Linked DNA regions of Mus musculus: region 1 is linked to region 2. A link is a contact called in ENCODE Hi-C or POLR2A ChIA-PET data. All regions are on one chromosome and are shown on one strand. The core of a region is the stretch at or near the end of the contact, and the rest is flanking DNA. Distances in the headings are between cores, read along the strand shown.

Region 1 (4,774 bases), core at 1,452-3,951, 69 kb after region 2:
CAAGTAATTGGAATACAAGAAGCCAAGACAGTAATTCAGGAAGTGGGATAGATGACTTGTCAGGGACAACCAGGACAAGGCAGGACCTGCAGTGCATCTCTAGTCCCAAAGTAAGGATCAAGGCAAGTCTAAAATAAAGTCAGTGTCCTCATTCCCAGGTTATAGTGGAATTGTGCTCTCTGGCAAAAGGTTAAAGCCTTTGAATGCTCATTATAACAGCATCATTTCTGTCAAGTGTTCCTTTAAAACACGTATAGTGAAAGCTTTTTATTTTTTAAAATAAAAACAATTTAGGACCAGAGAGATGGCTCAGGGAGGAAAGATACCGCTGTCAAGCTGATGGACCTGAGTTTGATCCCCAGAAAGCTCATATGGTGAAAAGAGAGGATTGACTCCATAGATATTCTCCTCTGACCTCCATACGTGCTCACGTGTACACAAAAGCCAAATGTAAAATCTTAGCATCAGTTCTTTCCTAGGAGTGTCATCATAAATTATAGTTAAAACATCTCTCCCTCCCTCTCTCCCTCCCTCCCTCCCTCCCTTTCCATTTTATTAAAGATAGGGTCTTACTATGTAGTCTTGGCTGACCTGGAATTTCTCTGCCTCCCAAGTGAGATTAAAGACATGCCATCTAGGCTACTTGTTCCGTTTTACATATTTAAAGGCACAAATGCTTGCTAAGGTATGGTTTTTTTTTTTTTTTTTTTTTTTTCCCTAGTGAATGGAAAATCTAGGACTGTATTTATTTTAAGAGAATATCCCTCTCCCTTTTTTGTTTGTTTTGAGATTAGATTGTTCACTTTTTTTTTTAAATGTAGCTAGCCTTATTTATCTATGTAGCATATAGGCAAGTAGAACTATTGGAAAATCTTATACACTGCCACTATTATCTACCTGTCTCATTTGCCTTTAGTTATTGTATGTGTTTATAAACTGCTCCAATCTTCAGAAAAAACTATAGTCCATTAAAATTATTTGAAAATTTGAAATGTCACATATTATTCTTTCCCCTTGCTAGCGTGTGTAATTGTATGCAGAGTTTCTTATATCTTATTTATATATGTATTTTTATCTATTTGTGTGATATTGTTTTTTGACCTCCATTATTTTCTGTGATGGGAACCAGTTCTACCAGACCCGTCTATCTTGGTGGAAGCAAACAATGGAAGAGTGAGAAACAAACCAGCTTTACCTGCTAGAGAGGTAGCTTGTTTTATTCCCAGCTCTGGAGATGTTGATATTGTCTCAGAGAAACCCATAAAGCTACATTAAACAAAGGCACGTCAAGGTTTTGGGTCAAGGCAGAGAGCCAGACAGAGAGAGCCACACTGTTACCATGTCAAATGAGCCCCTCTGGGGAGTGGGGGAACACGGTGAATAATGAAGAAAGACTGGTGTCTGCTATGTAGTAGTTTTACTCTTAAATTTGAATGAAAAAAAAAGATGACTTTTTGTTGTTTGCATGGAAATAAACATTTCCAGTAAATGTTTCCATGTGGTTAGAGGGTATTGTTGTCCTGAGAATTGTAGAATTATGTCATAAAAGAAAAATCATAGATAACTTTGTGTTTATATGTGTAGCTGTATCAATCTCAGGGCATCAAGTTGGTTTTGAGGGAAAGTAAAGACAATATTTTTGTTTTTGTAGAACCAAATATATCCTGGATTTTCAAAATAACTTATTAGAATTTTTAGTCTGTTTTTCAAAGGTTTTTGGAGAGGTAGGGTACCTAGGAGAACGTTGGTCTTACTGTTCTCTGATCGTGTGGGATGGTGTGGGTAGGTGCAGGTGGAAAGCCCAGCATGAGAAGGTGGGGACAGTCCCCCTCTGTCCTTCACTAGGGATTTACCAGCACCTGACCATCTACATTCTCAAGTCATAGTCTGTAGGTCCCAAAGCTTTTGTTTCAAGCACCTGTTTTGTCTGGCTTTGTTTCTTTATCCTACAGATTCCTGATAGAGTCTTTTAATTGTGACTAATAAAGGCAAGTGGTTTAAAACTACACGTGAAAGGCCAGTTTTATATCCATCTCCATTAGTAGACAAATGCGCACCTAGATATAAGAAAAATGAGCTCACAAACCTTTGTTACTTTCCATAGCAACAAATTCACTGAGCTCCATACGTTGTTTATTATGGTTACAATCTTGTTTGAAAGTATGTGTTTACCAGTTAATTTTAAAAGAAAAATCTCTATGAGGCTGGTGAGTTCATGAATTAAATAAAATACGATGAAACCGTGTCCGGGGATGATAGGAAATGCAGAGTGCGTAAAGAGGGCCACTACCTTCCACCAACTGTCAGAGAAATTTTAAAGGCAAGACTTTATAAATGTAAAGGTAGATATATACATATATTATTTGTTCACTGTGATGGCTAATCTGTCAACTTGATAGGATCTAGAATTTGAGACAAACCTGGCTGGGCTCGTCTTTAGATTACATTGAGGAGGGAAGACCCACCCTAAATATTGACAAGTATGTTTCCACAGGCTGGGGTCTTGGCTGAGCCGCAAGCTTCACCTCCCTCTGCTTCCTTCCTGGCAGTGGATGCAATGTGCCCAGATGCCTTTCCCCACTACCACGCCACCCTACTGTGATGTCTGTTTCTTGTGAGCCAAGGTAAATCCCTTCTTCCTAGGCGGCTTTTGTCAGGCATTTTGTTGCAACAGTGAGAAAACTAATACATATGGTGTTTGGTTTCAAGAGTCTTATCACTCTCAAGAATAACTTTAATCCAAGATGCTAAGCAGAAGAGGTTTCTAAGTAATCCAAAAATGGGAGAAGTAGAAATCATGATATGGACGACAGCCAGCCTGACTCCAGTCATTTCCATGAGCCTTTTTATGAATACAATTTACTGTATTCTCGTGTGCTCTTACAATGATGATCCAAGGCGATTAAAATATGTCCTGCCTTATCACAAAGCAAATAAATTATTTGCTTTGTGATAAGGCAGGACAAGTTATGTGACATTCCCAAGTATTGAAATAAGACTTATTGCAAGAAGAATTAAGTCTTGGAAATCTATAACGCTCCATAATGTGGGTCAGTACATGACCCACAACCCTCAGAAAGCCATTATATTATGTTTTAATAGCTTCAAGGATTGAAAATGAATTAGAGAACATCCCAGCCTTTAAAGTGAATTGAATATAGCTGCAGTAACTCCTCGTAGGGAAGGAGGCTAGAGACAGAAAAAGGAGCAAGGTGGCTATTGCTGTAGCTGAGTTGGACATGGGGGACCAAGGTCAAGAACCTGGGTATGGGCCCTTTAAGAGTGGAAGGGTTGCATGCAGACTTACAGGAAAAAATGTGCAAGAAGTGGTTAGGTGGCTGTATGTGACAAAGAGGGCTGAGTGGAAGTGATTGAGACTTTGCAGTGTTTTGGTCTGGGTACATGTGCATTACTACTGCAGAAGTGGGACACTGGGTTTTGCAAGGAGGAAAACTGGCTTTGTTCTAGAGTGCTGAGTTCAGTTGGCAAGAGACTTGGCAGGAGCTTGGATGTACCAGCCTGGATCTCTGAATGGTTCTTTTCAGCAGATCCCCAGGCAAGCAAAGACAGGCATACTTTCATTGTTGCCCTGGTAAATGCTTAATAATTATTGCTTGGTTTGTATGTCTTTTGAATTTTGTGGGATGACTGGATTTGCTTAGAAATAAACTTTGTTCAGATACGTAGTTTTCACTTACAAGAAGTGAGGAGACATGCCCATACACTTCCAGTGGGCTAGCCCATGATCCTTGTGCCTGCATGGTCTCCGGAAATGTCACACCATTTCACTGTCCTGCTGCCCTGTACATTGCTCACTTCCATGTAATTTTAAAAGTACAGGCACATTAGTAAAGTTTCCATCATGTTTGTCTTGTGCTTCTGCTTTTCTTCCACTGAGATGACTTGCTCATGGTTGACTTGAACTACTAAGGAATACACAGTTTCTCCACTCTCAATGTGAGAGCCCTTTTGCTGTGTCTTTGAATGTTTTGATACTTCCTTGATCTTTACACAAGTATTCCAAGTTTATTCGCTGCGCATTGTAGGATGCTGTTGGGACAGTAAGATGTTACAGCTGCACTTCCTTGAGTCAGTTTCTGATAGCAGCAGGGAACTTTGGAGGTGACTAAGGTAGTTAGTCTTCATAATAAATCAAAGTTTATTGAAATCACTGCTTACACAGCAGAGACTGTTGCTGGAAGCCTAAAAGCTGATAGACTAGGACGTAGCCCTGAGGGATCAGTGTGGGGGATCTGGATCGGTACCATTTTTGTTTTCTGTCTCTAATTACTACTCTGCTAATAATTGAGCATACTATTTATTAATTAGTGAGTGAGGGATTTTTCTCTATCTGAATAAAGATATCATAAAAGTAAATTTTCTTTTTTTTCAGCCTGGATATAGTCAACTTGAATTCCTATAACCAAGGAGTTGTTTATACAAATCTAAGCATATGTTTTTCTAATCAGGAATGTTGACTCATAGACCTCTTTCAGCGATCCCTTCCCTGAGTATGCTGCAGAAAAAGCAGCGGAGCTGCAGGGGAGAGTACATACTGACTAAGCTTTATTTCTAGAGCTGGAGAGGTGCCAGTCTTTCAAAGTTCTCAAGCCTAAGGCTTCTGGAAAAGAATATTTTCTCAGGCATGCCTTATTCAATTTCTAATGAGCTGTTGTTGTTCTGAAGTAAAACTGTAATTTGCTGTCACATTTGTGCTCTGTGGACATAACTGTGAAGCAGTTGGTTTTGTTGCTGATGTCCTTTTAGGATAAAT
Region 2 (4,651 bases), core at 1,987-4,486:
GGATTATCCTTTAGCATTTTCAGATGTGATTCTAAGAGGCTGGTGAGATGGTTCAGCAGGAAAAGGTGCTTGCCAACAAGTCTGAAAACCAGAGTTCAACTCCTGGAACCCAGGTTTGTCCACTGACTTACATATGTCCAGGGCACAGATGTACACACACACACACACACACACACACACACACACACAGACACACACACAGACACACACACAGACACACACACAGACACACACACACAGACACACACACACACACACACATACACACACACACACACGGGAGGCAAGTGGGAGGGAGAGAGGGAGAAAGATGTCATCTTTTGTGGTTGCCTAGCCTGCAGGGTGACCTGGGTTCAAGCTCCAATACCACAACAAAGTGATCAGAAGGTGTGGCCAGGCAGAAGCACACGGTGGACAGCATGTCTGGAATGCTTCAAAGGGTAGGGCACTGTGTGATGTGCTGTGGCATGGCTTAGGACATTAGAACCGAAGCATTCCCTGCCCCCAACTATTTTGAAGCTGCCTGGAAAACAGTTTTAGTTTTATTTTCAAATCAAAACTCTTCTCTCATTCACAGCAATTGTAGAGTGTGGGTTGCTGCATAGGGTCTACATGATATCCTATGACTCAACAACTCCCCCCCCCCCACAATGAATGCTTAGATTTCATTGCTTTTTCACCAATTTGCTATTTCAACTGCAGAGCTCTGTTTTATCTGGTATTACAAAGACAGTCTACTCCTTCAGAAATTCTCGTTTTCTTTCTTTCCTTTCACATTCTTGTTTAGTCACTTCCTGAAGGTTCGGGATCACACTGTGGGTCTTTCTTGCCATTCTGCTATCCCTGCCAGTGGGATTCCTGAGAAGTACGCGATAGGTTGTCTTTTATATTACAGATTCCATGTGTGAAATCTGGCATAATTGCATTTTAATACCTGCTTTAAAATATTTTCCTGAAAATTTATTTATATGTACAGGAGTTTTGTCTGTACATGTATCTGTGCACCACATACACACAGTGTTCACAGAAGCTAGGCTAAAGAATGGGATTCCCTGGAACTGGAGTTAGACAGTTGTGAAATACCATGTGGTGCAGGGACTTGAAGCTGGGTCCTCTTGCTCTTAGCTGCTGAGACATTTCTCCAGCTCCAACACTTGTTCTTCTGTGTGGAGAAGATCTACTTTTTTCTTTATTTGGAGATAGTTACTTTTCCCATTGCTGTAACAAACACCTAACAAAAGGTTACTAAATACCCAAATAAAGAAAGACGTATTTGGCTCACAGTTTGAGGGCAGAGAACGTCAGGGCAGGGAGGGCAGCGTGGCAGGAGTTCCAGACAGCTGGGCACACTTTGTCAGTGCTCAGGGCACCTCACCCTCACACACATACCCCGTGTTTCCATGGTGATTCTAAATTCAGTCCAATTGGATCTAATCAAGTGTCTGTCCACCGCCCTAACAGTGTTTGACAACTATTATCATAACTTCTTTTGTTTTGAGACAGGATGTCATCATGTAGACCAGGCTGGCATCAAATTCAGAGATCTGCTGTTCTCTGCCTTCTGAATGGCAGGATAAAGGCATCACCACTGAGACTTATAACTATAAATAAATGTATATGCATGTGTGTATAATATTCCCATAATAAATATTAGTCTTCTGGAACCCAAAGGTAAGGTACAGGATATCTTCATTATTATTATTACTATTATTCTTTGAGTTACTATGTAACTTTGGCTGGCCTGGAGCTTGCTCTGTAAAAGAGGCTAGTTTTGAGCTCATAAAGTTCTTCCTGTTTTAGTCTATCGAGTGTCAGGAAGAACTTAATTTAAAAAAATTATTATCATTATGTATAGGAATGATTTGCCTGGAATATGTCTATGCATTACATTGGAGCACTGTCTTCAGGGTGAGCTATTATATGGGTCTTCTTGAAGAGCAGCCCACGCTCTTAGCTGCTGAGCCCTCTAACTCCGGAAAAAGACTTTTAATTAGTGTCTACATCTGCAATGCCATCATGAGAGTGGCAACTCAATGACCAACGTTTATCAAATTATTTCAAATAGTTAATTGCCCTAAACCAGCTTGGTTCAACCAATAAAAAAATGTTTATAGATCATACAATGTAACAGTAAACACCCATACAACATAGGTAGAGCGTAGGTGGTGAGCAGTTTGTGGACGGAAGTATGGAGAACAGACTAGACTGGGAAACCTTGTCTCATTCACCCTTTCTACCCGGCCCCGAGTGCGGAAAGAAAAATCCAGAAAGAACCAAGAGAAAGCAAGTCTATCTCCTATCCCACTATGACTCCATTTTAATATTTCTTCCTTCGTCCACTGCTTTGTGTCGTTAAGCTTCTTTTAAGCTTAAAACCAACGGGATACAAGGCTCCAAGCAGGTCCTTAGCTATTTCTGTCCTAATAGGGGAGGGAGTAAATGGGTTTAATTTGAGTGCAAACACTGCTAGCTTTCATGGGCCTTGAAAAAAGTGCGGAAAAAGTCAGGAAGACGGGGCCAGCGATCCTGTGAACTGTGTATGTATTTTTGTCTCATACAAAGGCCTTACCTAGAGTTTAGAGTTCCTAAAAACTCTCAATTTCAATTAGCCAGGAAAATAAAACTCATCTGGCAAGCAGGAGAGGATCAAGTTAATGAAAAACGTTCACAGGACACAGAGTTCAACGGCAGAGGGCACAATACCCACCAACAAGGGCCAGAAGCTGGAGGAGAGGGTGGGCAGAATTTGATGATATCTGGGCCTTGTAGTTCGCTGTTGGTCTCTTCTGGGTATCCTCGACACGAAGATGAACTACAACCCCCACTGTGCAACGCGAGCCCCTCTCGCCACCTCTCCTCTATGGCGAGGACAAACCTCCTGGGAAACAGCTCCGCCCCACCCCCGTACGCACGCGTCACGTTTGTTTACCCTGAGGCCCCGCCCCCAGCCTCCCGCTCTCCGCAGAAATGTCGTCATGCTAACGATGCATATTCATGATCAACTCCGCCCCGCCACCGCCCGCCTTCCCGCGCTTCATTAATATTCATGAGGCGAGCTCGGGCCGCAGCTCCCGGGAGCTGAGGCTGTCCAGCAGCGGGCGGGGCCTGGCGCTGGGGAGCCCGCGACCCGCGGGGAGGGTGTGTGTGGGGGGGCGGTGGCGGCGAAACGGGCGGGCGGCGCGCGGGATGGAACACCGAGACACCGACGGAATGCTCCGGATCGCCACATAATCCTCTGGAGCGGCCGCGCCGAACGCCATCGGCGTCTCCGTTCTCTTCGCGCCGCCGCCGCCGCCGTCTCCCACCTTCGCCTCACCTCCTCCTCCTCCGCTGCCTCCGGAGCTGGGGGAGCGACGTGAAGCCCCGCTACGATGGAGCCCGCCGCTGCAGCCCCGGCACAGCGACTCGCGGACCCCACGGGTGAGGACCAAGCCCTGGCGGCGGCGGCGGCCGAGGGCGGCCGGTGTCCGGATCCCGCGCTGAGCGCGGCGGCCCCGAGCGGCGGGAACGGCGGCGCGGCGCGAGAGGAGGCCCCCTGCGAGGCGCCGCCGGGGCCGCTGCCCGGCCGCGCCGGAGGCACCGGGCGCAGGCGGCGGCGGGGAGCTCCCCAGCCCGCGGCCGGTGGGGCCGCTCCGGTGCCCGCGGCCGGCGGCGGCGCCAACTCGCTGCTGCTGAAGAGAGGGCGGCTGAAGAGGAATCTGTCGGCCGCCGCCGCCGCCTCGTCGTCCTCGTCGCCGTCCTCGGCGTCTTCGGCCGCTGGCGGCCTCCCGGCGTCCTGCTCGGCCTCGGCGTCGCTGTGCACCCGGAGCCTGGACAGGAAGACGCTGCTCCTGAAGCACCGGCAGCTGCTTCAGCTGCAGCCGTCGGACAGGGACTGGGTGAGGCACCAGCTCCAGCGGGGCTGTGTGCACGTCTTTGACCGCCACATGGCCTCGTCCTACCTGCGCCCAGTGCTCTGCACGCTGGACACCACGGCCGCCGAGGTGGCGGCCCGGCTTCTGCAGCTGGGCCACAAAGGCGGCGGGGTGGTGAAGGTGCTGGGCTACGGGCCGCCTCCCGCCGCCGCCCCTGCCGCCAGCGATCAGACCCTGGACGGAGAGCACGGAAGGGACGTGGAGCCACCGCCCTCGAGCGGCACTGTTGGTGCTGTCCGGGGCCCTGCGCGCGCGCCTCCCGCCGATCTGCCGCTGCCCGGGGGCGCCTGGACGCGCTGTGCACCCCGCATCAGCCCCGCGCCTTCGGACTCCAGCCCCGGAGAGCTGTTCGCGGGCGGCCCCGGGTCCCCTCCCCGCGCCCCGCGCCCGGCCTCTGACACCGAGAGCTTCAGCCTGAGCCCCAGCGCCGAGAGCGTGTCAGACCGGCTGGACCCCTACAGCAGCGGCGGCGGCGGCTCCTCGTCGTCGTCGGAGGAGTTAGAGGCTGATCCGGCCATGCCCCACCGCCCCGGCCGCCCCGCGCAGCCTCGGCCGCCTTCCCCGAAGACCTCGGCTTTACTGCAGCCGAAAGCCCCGACGGGCGTAGACAGCACTGGCGTGATAGCGGGCGAGGGTCCCGGAGACGATAAGGCGATGGCAGCCGCAGCTCCGGACGTTCCTCTGTCGACTTCGGGGAGGATACGGGAGACCGTGCAAAAGACATCTCCGCCCTCCCT

What was found. A loop is a pair of places that touch in the nucleus more often than their neighbours do. ChIA-PET counts read pairs that join two places held with the same protein, here RNA polymerase II (POLR2A).
Region 1: a map of left cerebral cortex shows a loop between it and region 2 (5-fold over the local background). The contact joins the enhancer-like site here to the promoter of Phlpp1 in region 2. A Hi-C loop is called at or near these places in 9 of 37 maps with a recorded cell type or tissue (heart and left cerebral cortex). POLR2A ChIA-PET finds 5 or more read pairs at or near these places in 1 of 5 experiments (Patski).

What each region holds. Positions count from the first base shown.
Region 1 is chr1:106,237,758-106,242,531 of GRCm38, forward strand. All of the region lies in intron 1 of Phlpp1 (PH domain and leucine rich repeat protein phosphatase 1), which reads left to right. Among named protein-coding and RNA genes, the nearest start is that of Phlpp1, 68 kb to the left of the region's middle. Within about 2 kb of position 2,702, at least 2 of the 3 ENCODE cell types and tissues checked have a DNase peak (open chromatin) inside an H3K27ac peak, as active enhancers do; they include left cerebral cortex, where a contact is called at or near this core.
Region 2 is chr1:106,168,633-106,173,283 of GRCm38, forward strand. Phlpp1 (PH domain and leucine rich repeat protein phosphatase 1) reads left to right here and starts at 3,237. Exons shown (of 17, transcript NM_133821.3): 1 at 3,237-4,651. The coding sequence starts at 3,372. Gm20753 (predicted gene, 20753) reads right to left here and starts at 2,892. Exons shown (of 3, transcript NR_040630.1): 1 at 2,708-2,892.